Regions from separate parts of the Homo sapiens genome. Here region 1 is linked to region 2. A link is an interaction called in ENCODE POLR2A ChIA-PET data of the cell type or tissue named here. Cell type or tissue: OCI-LY7. All regions are shown on one strand. Links, peaks and the distances in the headings refer to the core of each region. The heading gives the core; the rest is flanking DNA.

Region 1 (7,908 bases), core at 1,770-4,269, 370 kb after region 2:
AGAGATACATTATAAACTTTCAAGCAACCACTAAAAAAAGTTATTGCTAATAAACCAACAAAGGAGATAAAATGGAATCACATAAATTATTTAACTAATGTAAATGATGGCTGAACAAAGGGGAAAAAGAAACAAAAAACAGACTAGTAAAATAAAAGAGGGGAAAAGAAACAAAGAACAGACAAAACAAACAAAAAACGAATAGCAAGATGGTGGAATTAAATCTAACAATATCAATAATCACATTAAATGTAAATGTTTTAAACTCCCTAGTTAAAAGGCAAAGATTATCAGATTGGATAAAAACATAAGACCTAGCTATATGGTGCATACAAGAAACCCACTTTAAATAAAAAGACAAAAAGAGTTTACAAGTAAAAGGATGAAAAAAAGATGTATATGCTAACACTAATCAAAAGAAAGCTGAAGTAGCTACATTAATACCAGACAAAGTAGATCTCAGAGCAAAGACTATTACCAGGATCAAAGAGGTCCATTTCATAGTGATATAAGGGTCAATTCATCATGCACACAAAATAATCCTAAATGTTTATGTACCTATTAATAGAACTTCAAAATATAAAGCAAAAACTGATACAACTGCCAAGAGAAATAGATAAATCCACAATTATAGTCAGAAATTCTAATACTCCCCACAACTTCAATAACTGATAGCTCCAATATATAGAAAATCAGTAAGGACATCAAAAACTTGAATAACACTATCAACCAATTTGACTTAATTGACACTTATAAAACATCTCACCCGGCCGGGCGCGGTGACTCACACCTGTAATCCCAGCACTTCGGGAGGTCATCGCGGGCAGATCATGAGGTCAAGCGATCGAGACCATCCTGGCCAACATGATGAAACCCCATCTCTACTAAAAATTAAAAAAAAAAATTAGTTGGGCATGGTAGTGCACACCTGTAGTCCCAGCTACTCTGGAGGCTGAGGCAGGAGAATTGCTTGAATCCAGGAGGCGGAGGTTGCAGTGAGCCGAGATCATACCACTGCACTCCAGCCTGGTGACAGAGCGAGACTCTGTCTCAAAAAAAAAAAAAAAAACAAAAAACTCACCCAATAATAGCAGAATATATATTATTTTTAAGTGCATTAGGACATTTACCAAAGAGAGAATATATTTGGATTATAAAACAAGTCTCAATAAATTTACAAGATGTCAAATCATAAAAAGTATGCTAACCACAATGGAATCAAATTATAAATCAGTAACAGAGATATCTTTAAAATTTCCAAATATTTGGAAACTCAATAACAAACTTCTAAATAACTTAGAGGTCAAGAAAAAAATCAAAAGGGAAATTATTTTAAATTATGACCTGAATAAAAATGAAGACATATGTGTCAAAATGTGGGGGAATGCTGATAAAGCAGTACTTACAAGGAAATTAGAAGGCACTCAACATTTCTGTTCCATCTCCTGGAAGAGAAGACCAAATACAGCATGTTCTCACTTATAAGTGGGAGCTAAATGATGAGAACTCATGAGCCCAAAGAAGGGAACAACAGATACTGGGATCCACCTGAGGGTGGAAGTTAGGAGGAAGAACAGGAGCAGAAAAGATAACTATTGAGTACTGGGATTAATACCTGGGTGATGAAATAATCTGTACAACAAACCCATGACACGAGTTTACCTATGTAACAAACCTTCACATGTACCTCTGAACCTAAATGTTTAAAAACAACAACAACAGAAATCTCAACGTTATAAAATACAGGCCACCAATGAGTCCAAGTTTCCATCAAACAAACAAGTATGAGTTAACGCTTTAGATGCAGAATTTCTTGAGAATATACCCAGATGAATAAATATGATCTGATCTAGTGTTACATTCTATTCTCCGGCTTACAATCCATCCTCACATATATTCCTCAGGATTCCACAGATATAAATTAGCAAAATTTTGCAATTCTTTTCAAGGACAGACTATTTCTAGTCAGATCAGATTTTGTCCCTATACTAGGCAACATGCAGAGATCTGGGCCTCATGACAAGATAATAGAGGTAGCTCTTAAGTGTGGATAGCCCTTTGCAAAGAAACTACCCTAGGTGAGGTTATTACAGGATCTTCAAGCAAGAGAAGGCTAATTTTCAAAAGTAAGCAGCTTCTGTCAACAATGGAGGCTCAGAGTGACTGGAGTTTTTTTCAAGATTCTCAGCTCTGTCCATGTCTACCTAGATGTCCCCATTCCAAGTCTCAGGGTTCTACTTCTTTCCAAACAATATTCTAAATGAGACACTGACAAAGGCTAGGTAATTCTATTACTATCGCAGTTAAAACTGTGTTCAGGCACCTGCCACCATGCCTGGCTAATTTTTCTATTTTTTGTAGAGACCGAGTTTTGCCATATTTCCCATGTTGGTCTTGAACTTCTGGGCTCAAACAGTCTTCCTGCCTCAGCCTCCCAAAGTGCTGGAATTATAGGCAGTGAGCCAAAATCATGCCACTGCACTCCAGCTCGGACAACAGAGCAAGACTCTGTCTCAAAAATAACATAACATAACATAACATTACATAACATAACATAACATAACATAACATAACATAACATAACATAACATAAAACTGTGTCCAATTTTTAGCAAGTCTTTCCGTGGCTACACAAAATGAAGTGCTTTAGAACCATGGAAACTTTTTGATTCTCTAAGACTTGACCGATCTAACGCTTTGAAGACCTGAGTTTGTCATTTGCTTTCTGTCAGTGCTCCAGTGAACAAAGAAGCACCTATCTCACTTCTCACTTCTCCCTCAGTCCCTGTAGTCATCATTACTGCCATTAACAGTCAAGCGCTTTAGCCACTTGGTCCTCCAGCACACAGCTTCAGAAATAATTTTATCACAATCAACCAAATGTATCAATTTGATTGTGATGCCACTACATGTTGTGGGTTACTAGATTATTTCCCATTGGCAAAGAGCTAAAGAAATTACCAAACCGATGCCCCCAAATTCTATCTTTGAAAGTTTTCTCACCAGGATCCCATTCTTAGTGACAATTTCTTTATCAGTCAGGGTCCAGGCAGGAGTCTGAAAATGCATCCGTTATTTTAACAGAGAGATTGGACTTGATTTTTAAAGTTGTCAGCATCAACATCAAGAGAAATTTTCATATGAAAAATGTTAACCATATGTTGAAGAACTGAAAAGGCAAAAAGAGGACACTGAGTCCTACTTATGTGATAAGAAGTAGTAACAGCAGGAAGCAGCTATCACTCCTAGGACAAGGGAACAGAGAAAAGAGAATAAAGAGAATTTACTATAGTTTAGAAATGTGGAGGAGAGACTCTATGGAGCTCAGGACTCAGATCTGAGGAAAGGATACTGGTATCTTTAAGGAAGTGCATAAGGCTGATTCTAGCAGAGTAGGAAAGCATAAACTGGAACAAGTGGGACCAACTATTAATGCCAGAGTGAGGCACTATTGTGGCAAGTGACAGACAAGAAAAGGAATCAACAGGAAGCAGCAAGTCCCTTCATCCTCTTCCAGCTTTCCAGTCTCCCTCCCTTGTTGGCAAAGCCCAATGGGCAGTCAGCTTGCAAAGAAGAAATGTAGTTTAGAGTTCTGCCCTAGATTCACAAAGCAGAGGGTGGTATGAAGTTGAGGTCAACAGCTTAATAAACTGTGGTCAAGAGGAGGCCGGGAATAGCTACTGGAGTCATGGTCCCTGATTATTTGAAACTGTTAAAGGATGTAAATGGACTTTTGGGCTTCTTTGTGCTCAGTGCCTGCAGAAAGCTATCAGAGATCACAGAAACCACCACATGGTGAAAGAAAAATACTATATTTCCAGTTGCATGCTTCTTTGCTATTGCTATTGGGATTCCAATAATCATATGCTCCTGTTTTTTCTCCACTCCCACACAGTGCAGGCAGACATGGCAAACAGTGGAAAGAAGCAAATAGTGAAAAACTCAGAGAAGTACCAAGGGAAAAACCATGACAGAAAACACATGAACAGTAGAGATGGTATTATGGGAGGTTAAAACAAAACAAAACAATGACAAGGGTGAAAAACATGCGTATTAACTAGTTTACCCTTCTGACTGGGGTACTATTGGTACTATTAGAAAGATGTTTTTATGCGATTTAGATGGTGTCCAAGTTTTCATCATTTCTAGTCAATAAATACATGGCCTTGGCTTAAGTTTGCAAATAAACATAGTAAAAAGTTTATCTACGTGGGCAAAACTAACTCGGATGGAGAGAATGGTTGGGTTAGGCACAAGATGACTGGTTAGGCCTAAATTAGGATGGAAGTGACTGGATTTACATGGTCTTGTGGCCTCAGCAGTGCTTAGCCCAGACTTCCAAACGTTCTATAATTACATGGGCTTCCACTCTTGTAAAAAGTCTTACCTAAATGGGGTGATTTGGCAATTATTAAATTTTCAAACCAAGTCTTAAAGCTGGCAGAGCCAGGATTTGAACCTATGTCTGACTGACTCCAAAGTCTGTCTGTTAACCACTACAAACATGAGGCTCCTGACTACCCTCTTCCCAATACTAAAGATTGATATCTAAGATATCTAATTAGTTGGCCTATTTAAAATAAAAATTAAAGCACATAAGGCAATTATCAACTAGTTACTATTTTCCTTAGTGGAGGAAAATTATGCTTCATTAAGAGAATAACACTAACATTATAGTCATTTAAAAATCTTGTGTTAAGACTGCTTTTCTCACATGGGCAACACCTTCCTCATTCCAATTACAAACTTTTGTGTAATGAACATTAGCAATAAAATCTGATGGGTCAAGAATAACCAATTGTGTAAGATTGGTCTTTGTTTTCCAATCTTACCCCCACAAATAAGGAATTTGTATTTCCAATCCTCACCCACATACAAGGCAAGGAATTCTATGCTCTATTGCTGGTAGGGTGAGGAGCAGTGTGGACAGGTTAAAACTTTTGTCACTTCCTAAAGATGGCATATATTTTCAGAAACCGACAAGGGCCCGTGTTCTTTAAGGCAATCACATATATGTGACCAAAGGCTATTTTAAAACTCGTTTTACGTAGCCTTCTTTATTCACTAACATGTTCTCTGCCCCTATGCTCATGCTGTCTTCTCTGAGATGCTTTTTCTTCCCTACTATATACATTTAACTCCATTTATTTTTCAAAATGCTCATTCTCCAAAATCCAGCTCATGTCCCTCTTCAACAGAGTCCCCTCTGACCTCTTCAGACCATGGCTGTTATCCACTTAGAACTGCTGTTTGATCTTTTTGTAACTATTATCATCTCAAAGGGATTTTGGAGGCTGCAGCCTAGAAAAACTGTTGTGGGCTAGTTACACGGTTTCAACTCGTTATTTACAAGGCTTGTCTAAACATGATACAATAGCATCTCCTCAAGAGAGAAATTGAACCTCTAGGCTAGAAGAATTGCTCAGCGGTTATCTAACAGACCATTCTCCTTGTCTCCAATAGGCAACTGTCCTACCCTCGGTGTTACATATTTCTAAGGTCTCTTCCAGCTCTAAAATTATGATTTTACAATTCTATCGACTAAATATTACTTCAAAAGGTGTGGAATGTATACAGAAACCATTAAATTCTCAAACGGTAACAGTTCAGTTACAAGTTACTCTGAAAGATCTGAGGCTAAGGGCTCCATTCAGGTCAGAATCACAACTGTTAACCTCGCTTACTGTCCAGTCTGTGCACTGTAGCACAGGTGACTAACTCATCCAGGACACACAGTAGGCCCGAATCCGGGACAGAAGCCTACTAGAGAAGCACTTTCTCCCAACACCAAGCCCAAGCCCAAGCCCTTCCTGGCTGCTTTATCGCCTAGAAACAAAGCTGAGTAAAACACCCCAATGCGGTACCACCCCAAGATGCCCCAGCGACACGGACCAAACGGTGATGCAGGGCAGTGACGCAGGTGCAGCGTCCACCTTGTTTTCCTCCCAGAGAAAGTCGGAGTTCTAGGCACCCGGGGACACCGAATCCCCGACGTCCTCCGGCCCGCGGCCCTCCGGCTCCGGTGCCCCCTGCTGCTCGTCGCGACCCCACTCTGGCGGTATCCGCCCCTTCGTCTCTCACCCCTGGGACACTTACCATCCCAATACCAGGCCGGTGGTCACGATGAAGCAGGTAAAGACCACCGCGATGTAGAAAAGCGGCGAGTATTCATAAAGCGTTACCAGAAACACCGCAGCCATCAGGGTCTTGCTCTGGGTAGAGCCCGGCTCCAGCCGCGGAGCCCAGCCCAGCCCGGCTGAGCCCCGCCCGCCCGGCCAGGGTAAAAGCCACTACAGTGCCCCGGAGCGGACAAACTTTGTAGGTCCGCACTTGCCTGGGGTTCTCATGAGCTAGACTTTAGGGCAGCCTCGCGGACAGCGGGAGCTGGCGTGCCAATCACGGCGCCCCCTGCCGGACACGCCACGCCCCTCCCGCTCCCGTCCCGAGCTATTGGCTACGCAGACCTGGGATGGGGGGGGCCCGACTCGCACCGCCCCCGACTCCCAGGATTGGTACCCAGCGGGCGTCTTAAGCGCTGTGGCCCAGTGGTCATTGCTGTTCCGCCGGCAAATTCTAAGTAGACTTTGGGGCCAACTCTGTGCCAGCCTTAGGCAATGTAGGTTTTCTGATGTCAGAGAGAGGCGCAGTCTGAAATCTACGTGCATCGTTTCTAAATCCTGAAACCCTGCCTATTATATCTTAGGCAAATTTGGGAGAGGGTGGAGGAGGAGGAGGAGGAGGGCGGGCATCTTGGATTCTACAAAATGAAATAACCATAAGCACAGTGAAAACACAAAAAAAGGAGTCTCTACCACAAGCAATTTATACGAGACTTGTCAGCCTTTTCAGATTGGACTTAATCATAGAGGAAAATCAGCATTGCTTATCCAAGATTCTCTTAGAAATAAAGCATCCGCTTCCTCCCACATCCCCCTCCTTTTCTCCTCTTCTTGTACTCCTCAAATTAGAATTAGCCAAACATTTGAAACTGTATTTGTTTCCACTTTAAGAATAATTTTTAAAAAACTTTTTAAATCACACAGAAGCTTTTTAAAAATTACTGAAAGTAGCTAAATGGTCACTCCCTTGTCTCAACCCTGTGAGTCAGCTCCATCAAGGTGGCCTCCCTGAAAGTCTTTCATAACAGTTCATTGACACCTCGTTGGTTTGCATTTACTCCTAAAGCCACATCTAGCCACATCAGAGAATGGGGATATGTAGTCTTATTATTCGTGAGCAGCAACACACCCTGGTACAAATCAAGAGTTTTGTTACTGAGGAGGAAAGAGAATGGACATTGGGATAGTTAACTAGTAGCCTCTGTCACACTCCTAAATCACCAGTAAAATTCGTGTTGAGAAAGATGAACTAAGTTTGTCCTATGGCCTCACATATTCCTTGGCAAATGAGCACGTAGTCTCTGGAGCAGCACTGTTTGAGAAGCTTGCTTCTACAACACAATTTTTAATTACTATATATCTGATTTGTGAAAATATATACTTTAATCAGCCCTCAACTGTTGGAGAATTTTTCATTGCTATAAATAACACTGCAATGAACATCCCTACAGCTAAAGTATTTCCTTAGGATAAATTACTAGAGGTGGAACTATGGTTTTAAAAAATGTACATTTTAAAGATTTTGTAAAAACACTGCTCTCCAGAAATGTACCAATTTGTATTCCCAGTTTTTCATCCACAGTTTTGCCATCATTTGATATTGTCACTTAACAAAAATATTGGCCAATCTGAAAGGCTCCCTTCTCCAGCAAGCCTTCCTGGATGCTTCCAAACCCTTGGGGAGATGCCTCTCCCAAAGCACCCAGTATGTAACTGTATGGGAGCCCTCTTATTTCTGGTGTGAGCACCTGCTCACTAGTGTATTTAGCCTGCTAGGAACCCAGCTCTC
Region 2 (7,908 bases), core at 2,719-5,218:
GAAGGAATGGGCCAATGACAGGAAGATCCTGCTGGAGTTAGGAGTTCTTTCAGATTCAGGATGATTACCTTGACCTCTTTGGGGACCCTACTGTCACCACTGGCAGAGTTTGTACTGACATCCAGGACAACAGATGACAACAAATGCAGCTGACTGGTGGTTCAGTGTCTGCAATGGGCCACACCGGAACAGCACCAGATCATGCAGAAGAATTACAGGGAGGAGGCACTATATGAGGAGCTGGATCTGCTGACCATGTTCTTGGTATGTGGAAGATGGTTACAGCCACCTTATGGGTCTCATTGAGCAGTGTGTTGCACCACTGCCCCCAGCCACCTTCCTGGGGCTAGCGTACAAAATCTCCAAGCAACTGCAAGGCAGGGAGAGGAGGCTCTCAATAAATTACTGTGTAATCTTTTTTTTTGTTGTTGTTGTTGTTGTTGTTGTTGTTTTGAGACAGAGTTTCACTCTTGTTGCCCAGGCTGGAGTGCAATGGTGTGGTCTTGGCTCACTGCAACCTCTGTCTTCTGGGTTCAAGCGATTCTCCTGCCTCAGCCTCCCAAGTAGCTGGGATTTCAGGCACCCGCCACTACGCCCGGCTAATTTTTGTATTTTTAGTAGAGATGGGGTTTCACCATGTTGGCCAGGCTGGTCTCGAACTCCTGACCTCAAATGATACGCCTGCCTTGGCCTCCCAAAGTGCTGGGATTATAGGCGTGAGCCACTGCGCCCGGCCTACTGTGTAATCTTACAAAAAAAGAAAAAAAGAAAACAATGCTCTAAAAGAGAAGGGAATTTTGTTTCTGTTCCATGCATAGACCTACACAGGCTTTTTTCCTTTTGCTGTTTCCCACTTCCATATCTTATTTTATATGGTACTTTTCTTCCTTTCCCTTTCTAGGAAACCCTCCCTCCACCTTTCCTCCTACTCGACCTTTAGGCCTGGGTAAAATTTTAATCTTCAATACAATCATATTGTTTTGTCTCAGCCCACAAGTTTTCATTTATGTGAACTATCAGTTTTACAATTTAACCTCTAGTCATTCTCCAAATATTTTTACACCTAGGCCTCTTATTTCTGCAGATCTCAAGTTGCTTGAGGTCATGGTTTGATAGATTTGTTTTCAGCTCAGAACTATGAAAACTTTATTGTATTACCCTAGACATTGATTTCTAATGAGTTGGTTGTAGGATGCAACTGGTTTCTTAAGTGGGGGATATTTTTCTAGAATGTGGGTACAACTTTCTGATGTGAGGTCCTCACAAATTTTTAAACTTTGCTCCAGCAAAAAGAACCACGTAGAGGTTCTCTACCTGGGTCCTTCCTGCCTCACCTTCTTTAGGTGGAGTTGGCTCCAGTTTCCTCCTTGTCTCTGCCTCCACCCCACCCCTGCCCCAGGCCTCATAGTGTTCCACAGGAATGACGTGGTGACTGTAGTGAGGGTTACAGTGAAGAATTGCCCACTGTTTGGCCTTGCTGAACAGCAAATTTGGGCCAGCAGTGGGTCTGTTTTCTCTCTTTTCTTTTTATTTATTTATTTTTTTGAGACAGAATCTTGCTCTGTCTCCCAGGCTGGAGTGCAGTGGCGTGATCTCGGCTCACTGCAAGCTCCACCTCCTGGGTTCACTCCATTCTCCTGCCTCAGCCTCCCGAGTAGCTGGGACTACAGGCGCCTGCCACCACGCCCAGCTAATTTTTTGTATTTTTAGTAGAGACGGACTTTGTCCGTCTTAGCCAGGATGGTCACGATTTCCTGACCTCGTGATCCACCTGCCTCGGCCTCCCAAAGTGCTGGGATTACAGGCGTGAGCCACCGCACCGGGCTTTTTTTTTTTTTTTTTTTTTTTTTTTGAGTCGGAGTCTCACTCTGTCGCCCAGGCTAGAGCGCAGCGGCGCAATCTCTGCTCATTGCAAACTCCGCTTCTCGGGTTCAAGCAATTCATCTGCCTCAGCCTACCGAATAGCTGGGATTACAGGCACGCGCCACCGTGCCCGGCTAATTTTTGGACTTTTAGTAGAGATGGGGTTTCACCATGTTGGCCAGGCTGGTCTCGAATTCCTGACCTCGTGATCCACCTGCCTCATCCTCCCAAAGTGCTGAGATTACAGGCGTGAACCACCGCGCCCGGCCAGCAGTGGGTCTGTTTTCAACCCTCATGTACCCTCAGCTCTCAAGCCTGTGTGCTCCCACCCCAGCCAGTCACCAGAATCACATAGATTTTAAAACGACTTATCCTGGGTCCATCCCTACACATAGTAAATGAGATTTTTGCTGGGTAGCTTGGGACGCTATATTTTCCAAAACTCCCTGTTGATTGGCTGTATTTGGGAACCCCTGTTGCGAAGGAAGATCCCTTATCTCTTCATCTGTCACTAATGATGGTGGCTTGCGCACTCTGATGGTACTTACTTGGATGGGATTACAGATGGTTCCATCACACCCATCTGTATGAAATCTCGTGGTATAAGTGAATGTAGGATGATAAGGGACGAGCCTATTAGAGGCTTTTGAAGCAAATGGATAGTTTAATCAGATTGGTGTGTTTTTTTTTTCTGTAGAACTGCTGTGAACTAGACCTTGTTATCACCATCTGTTTCGTAAATTCCATTTTCGGTTTAACAGCTGGATTGTGAAAGATATACAAAATTATCCAGTTAAAAAACTAAATTTGGCAAGTGTGTGTGTGTTTTTAAAAATGACTCCTTGAATACACTGTTTTGATTCCTTAGACAGTTTCTAAGGCTCTAATTTTGGTCTACCAGAAATATTCAGAGTAGTAAACTGAGACCAGAAAGGCGAGTTCTTTGGCTTGGATAACTTTGAGAGTTAATAGTATACATGATTGGCAGCCTTCAGTTTTATCCAGCAATAAATCTAAACAGTTTAAAATAAGTACTTTCCCCTTACCTCAGTACAGAGAGGCCCTGGCCACTGCCATGCACATCTCAGAAGCTGAGCAGTGGGGCAGAAGGATAACTTGTAATTTGGCATCAATGTCCAACACCCTTGAGCTCTGGACTCTTTTATTCATTCCTTCTACTTTACCATTCTACATCTTGAACCACTGTGCGTGCGGTTCCCCTAAGAGGCAGTAAAGTAATTGCATCAGGGTGGAGGGATTTTATGTGCTTTCACTTTCTCATTTGATTATTTCTACATCTTACCGATAAACTTCCATGAATATTACTGTTGTAATGAGGAGCAAAATGTTAGTAAAGATAACTTTATACGTGAAAACTTGAACTCTTACCAAGAAACGTAGTGTTTGTGACAAGGCTGGCTGAGAGGATGAGAATAGCTCATCAGTACTGGGTTGGCTGAAGGAAACATGCATGTCAGTACTATTTTGAGGGCAGCTGAGAACATCTATTTCAATAGCTTTGGCTATATTTTAATAGCTAAGAGCAACATATGAATTTGTCTCTGCCAAAGATGGAGTGAAAATTTCCAAAATAACCAAACTTTTACTTTTTTTGCAATACATTAGGTCTTTCCTGCTGACAAACCTACAGTTTATGAAATAAGTTTGTGGAGCATATCAAAGCTGTGCGGCAGCTCTGTGCACTCCAGCAGATGGTGTGACTGGTTGTCTGTAGTCGTCTTAGTTTCCGCCATTGTGTCAGTCTGTGGAATGTTTGGGTTCATGCTTATTTTGGCCAAGTTTTCCAAATTCTGTCTTGGTAAGTACAAAAAGCTGTGAGTGTCGGAAGCTCTAACAAGAGGTGTACTCATGATGAAAGTGAAAGCAGAGAGAGCGATTTTTTTTTCCTCTTTGAATTTGTTTTAACATGCTCTTACTTGTAGGACAAATTTTTCAAACAGGTGGTAGAAAGCAAAACATCTTAATGCCATCTTCAGGGCAGAAGACTTTGAGTTGCAGGATGTGATTTAGGGAGGATTTTGAAAGAGTTTGCAGCACTGCGTGAAGCTGGCTGGGTCTTCCTGTGTACTCCTCCTTGCCCTCCTCCTATAGCCCCTCCATGCAAAGGTAACCTGTTTTTTTAATGTTTGTTTCTTTTTAAAATTTTTTTATTTTTATAGAAAAAACAAATGCCAGCATGTGTATGAAGACCTTAATTTAAAAAAATATTTTTATTGGCCTGGCGCGGTGGTTCACACCTGTAATCCCAGCACTTTGAGAGGCTGAGGAGGGCGGATCACCTGAGGCTGGGAGTTCAAGACCAGCCTGACCAACATGGAGAAACCCTGTCTCTACTAAAAATACAAAAATTAGCCAGGCATGGTGGCACATACCTGTAATCCCAGCTACTCGGGAGGCTGAGGCAGGAGAATCGCTTGAAGCTGGGAGGTGGAGGTTGCGGTAAGCCGAGATTGCAGCATTACACTCCATATATTATGGAGTATATATATATGGAGTATATATATATATGGAGTATATATATATATATATGGAGTATATATATATATATGGAGTATATATATATATGGAGTATATATATATATATGGAGTATATATATATGGAGTATATATATATATATGAGTATATATATATGGAGTATATATATATGAGTATATATATATGGAGTATATATATATATGGAGTATATATATATGGAGTATATATATATGGAGTATATATATATGGAGTATATATATATATGGAGTATATATATATGGAGTATATATATATGGAGTATATATATATGGAGTATATATATATATGGAGTATATATATATATATGGAGTATATATATATATGGAGTATATATATATATGGAGTGTATATATATATATGGAGTATATATTTATATGGAGTATATATATATATGGAGTATATATATATTTTATATATTATGTATTATATAATATATATTATATTATATATAAAATATATATTTTATAATATATTATTAATGAAATTTCTCACATATACAAGACTGTATGAACAAGTTTAATCAAAATACATTGGGTTTTGACAAATCTTAGTATTTTGCTATAATTGCTTTTAAAAAATACAGATAGTTTAAACTTCCTAGTTATCACTTCCTGATCCAGTTATCATCTCACTACAGAGGTAACCACTATACTGAATTTGGTCCCTAACTTTCTTTTTTTTTTTGAGATGGAGTCTTGCTCTGTTGCCCAGACTGGAGTGCAGTGGCATGATCTTGGCTCACTGCAACCTCCGCCTCCGGGTTCAAGCAGTTCTTCTGTCTCAGACTCCTGAGTAGCTGGGATTGCTTTCATGTCTTTTTTTTTTTTTTTTTTTTTTTTTGAGACAGAGCCTTACTCTGTCACCCAGGCTGGAGTGCTGTGGTGCAATGTTGGCTCACGGCAACCTCCGCCTCCCAGAATCAAACGATTCTCCTGCCTCAGCCTCCTGAGTACCTGGGATTACAGGCATGTGCCACCACACCCAGCTAATTTTTGTATTTTTAGTAGAGATGGGGTTTCACCATGTTAGCCAGGCTGGTCTTGTACTCCTGCCCTCATCGGCCTCCGAACGTGCTGGGATTACAGGCGTGAGCCACTGCGACCGGCCTCATGTCTATTTTTATACTTTCATTTTCTGTATATGTTTACAAACAACATGTAACATTGTTTTTACTTAATTTAAATGGCTCATACTCTACATATCCTTCTGCTACACGCTTTTTACACTGAATATCCTTTCAAGGATTTATAAATGCAGCCCAAATTTACTGACTTTCATTGCTGGGTCATATTTTATTGTGAGTTTACCCAAACTGTGTAATTGTTCTTCTGATTCACTCTTCTCTATTTTTGCTATTACCAACAAGATGGCAGTGATTTTTTTTTTTTTTTTTTTTTTTTTTTTGAGACAGGGACTTGCTCTGTTGCCCAGGCTGGAGTGCAGTGGTGTGATCTGAAGTCACTGCAACCTTCGCCTCCCAGGTTCAAGTGATTCTCGTGCCTCAGCCTCCCAAGTAGCTGGGACTACGGGTGCATGGCACCACATCCGGCTAATTTTTGTATTTTTAGAAGAGATGGGTTTTCACTATGTTGGCCAGGCTGGTTTTGAACTCCTGACCTCAATTGATCCACCTGCCTTGGCCTCCCAAAGTGCTGGGATTACAGGCGTGAACCACTGTGCCCAGCTGAAAATTCTTATGTTCCCTTGGCTGCATGAATTTCTTTGGAGTCCCTTCATTTAAAAATGTATTTTAAGGAAGTGAATTGGTCCAGCGTGGTGGCTCACACCTGTAATTCGAGCACTTTGGGAGGCTGAGGTAGGAGGAGCTTGAGCCCAGGAGTTCAAGATCAGCCTGGGCAACATAATGAGACTCTGTCTCTACAAAAAAATAAAAAATTAACTGGATATGGTGGCATACCTCTAGTCCCAGCTACTGGGGAGGCCAAGGTGGGAGGATTGCTTGAGTCTGGGAGATGGAGGCTACAATGAGTGGTGATTGCACTGCTGCACTCCAGCCTGGGTGACAGGACGAGACCTTGTCTCAAAAAGAAAAAAAAGTGAATCATAGAGTAAAGACAGACATATTAATTGAATAAACACAGAAGATCTATGTTTAACTCCAGCTTTGTGCATGGTGTTACAGGGAAGTGTGTAGAAGCTCCAAAGCCTTCAGATATAATGCTTAACTCAGAAACTTATAGCCCAGTGTGTCTGTGGGACGTGGGCACAAATAACCATGGTACTACGAGGCATGATGAGATAAGCGCTGTATGCTGGTGGAGGTAGCTCTGATATTAGATGGAACTATGAGGGTCTGGACCATTCTCCACCAAATCAGGATAGGCTTATCTTTGTTAGCACCTTGAGTTGATTTAATTCCAGCCAAAAGCAGAGGTGTGATGCCCTAGGCACTTCTCTCTGTCTCTTCTCTTAATTTTAAAACCAGTAGGCAGACTCCATTAGCTCTTTCCTATCCTTTAGGATGGATGCTCACTCAGATGTTCCAAGTCATCTTCCACTGTCTTTTAACTCTGTCCTTCCAGGGAGATGCGTCAGGTGTCCGGCTTCCTCAGAGAGCTGGAGTTGTTGGTGCTGATCACCAGATACTCCAGACGGCACTAATTCCTATACTATGGGTTCAGAGGGAACTCCATTGGACAGAAATTTCCTTTTGAGGAAATCTTTCCCTGGAGTTTCTTCTTACCTTTTTCCCTCACTTTCTCCACAGCAGAAACAGGTCTGTTTGTCCTTAAATATTTACCTATATATTTGAGTAGGAGCATTTTGAAGAGATGAAGTTTCTGTGTAGCAGCACAAAACATGAAATAGTTCAAACCAGGGGCACTCTGGTTCTCAGACCGGGAGCTTCAGGATCTTCTGGGAACTTGTTAGAAATGCAAATTCTCAGGTCTGCTCAGATCACCTGAAACAGAAGCCCTAGGGGTGGGGCCTAGAGATTTGTGTCTTAACAGGCCCACAGCGGGAGTCTGGGAACCCCTGTTTCGAAGTATGCTTAAATAAGCACTTGGGGGCCAGGCATGGTGGCTCATGCCTGTAATCACAGCACTTTGGGAGGCCAAGACAGGCAGATCCCTTGAGCTCAGGAATTTGAGACCAGCCTGGGCAACATGACGAAACCCCATCTCTACAAAAAAATACAAAAATTAGCCAGGCATGGTGGCTTGCGCCTGTAATCCCAGCTACTCAGGAGGCTGAGGTGGGAGGATCACCTGAGCCTAGGAGGTGGAGGTTGCAGTGAGCTGAGATTGTGCCGCTGCATTCCAGCCTGGGCAACAGAGGGAGACCCTGTCTCGAGAGAAAAAAAAAAGCACTTGGGCTTGTATTGTGGGCCTGTCTTACTATACTTTCAGAAAAGGGTCTGGCAGACTAAATACTTGAGGGATGTTACCCAGCAGTGTTATTTGTTGACATTGCTTAATTATGAATGACATGAGAAAGGTATACCTGAAAACTGACATTGTGTGGTGTTGTTGTAGACAAACCTTTAA

What was found. Peaks named below come from ENCODE experiments on the same cell type or tissue, not always from the same donor. Only the 100,000 strongest peaks of a DNase experiment are listed, where the experiment ranks them.
Region 1: POLR2A ChIA-PET joins it to region 2 with 7 read pairs; 3 of 35 experiments call an interaction of 5 or more read pairs at or near these places.

Annotation. Positions count from the first base shown.
Region 1 is chr14:54,508,252-54,516,159 of GRCh38, reverse strand. It overlaps CGRRF1 (cell growth regulator with ring finger domain 1), which reads right to left and starts at 6,254. Exons shown (of 6, transcript NM_006568.3): 1 at 6,097-6,254. The coding sequence starts at 6,200. RefSeq lists an enhancer at 5,774-6,003 and silencers at 6,179-6,364, 6,164-6,593. In OCI-LY7, for the core only: no CTCF peak of the experiment used is centred there; no DNase peak of the experiment used is centred there.
Region 2 is chr14:54,877,316-54,885,223 of GRCh38, reverse strand. The region is part of intron 1 of GCH1 (GTP cyclohydrolase 1); the gene reads left to right. It overlaps MIR4308 (microRNA 4308), which reads left to right and starts at 7,031; the gene lies at 7,031-7,111. It also overlaps the pseudogene FDPSP3. RefSeq lists enhancers at 3,068-3,157, 3,598-3,847, 3,968-4,017. In OCI-LY7, for the core only: no CTCF peak of the experiment used is centred there; DNase peaks (open chromatin) are centred at 3,103, 3,323 and 3,733; H3K4me3 peaks cover 1,280 bases; H3K27ac peaks cover 1,447 bases.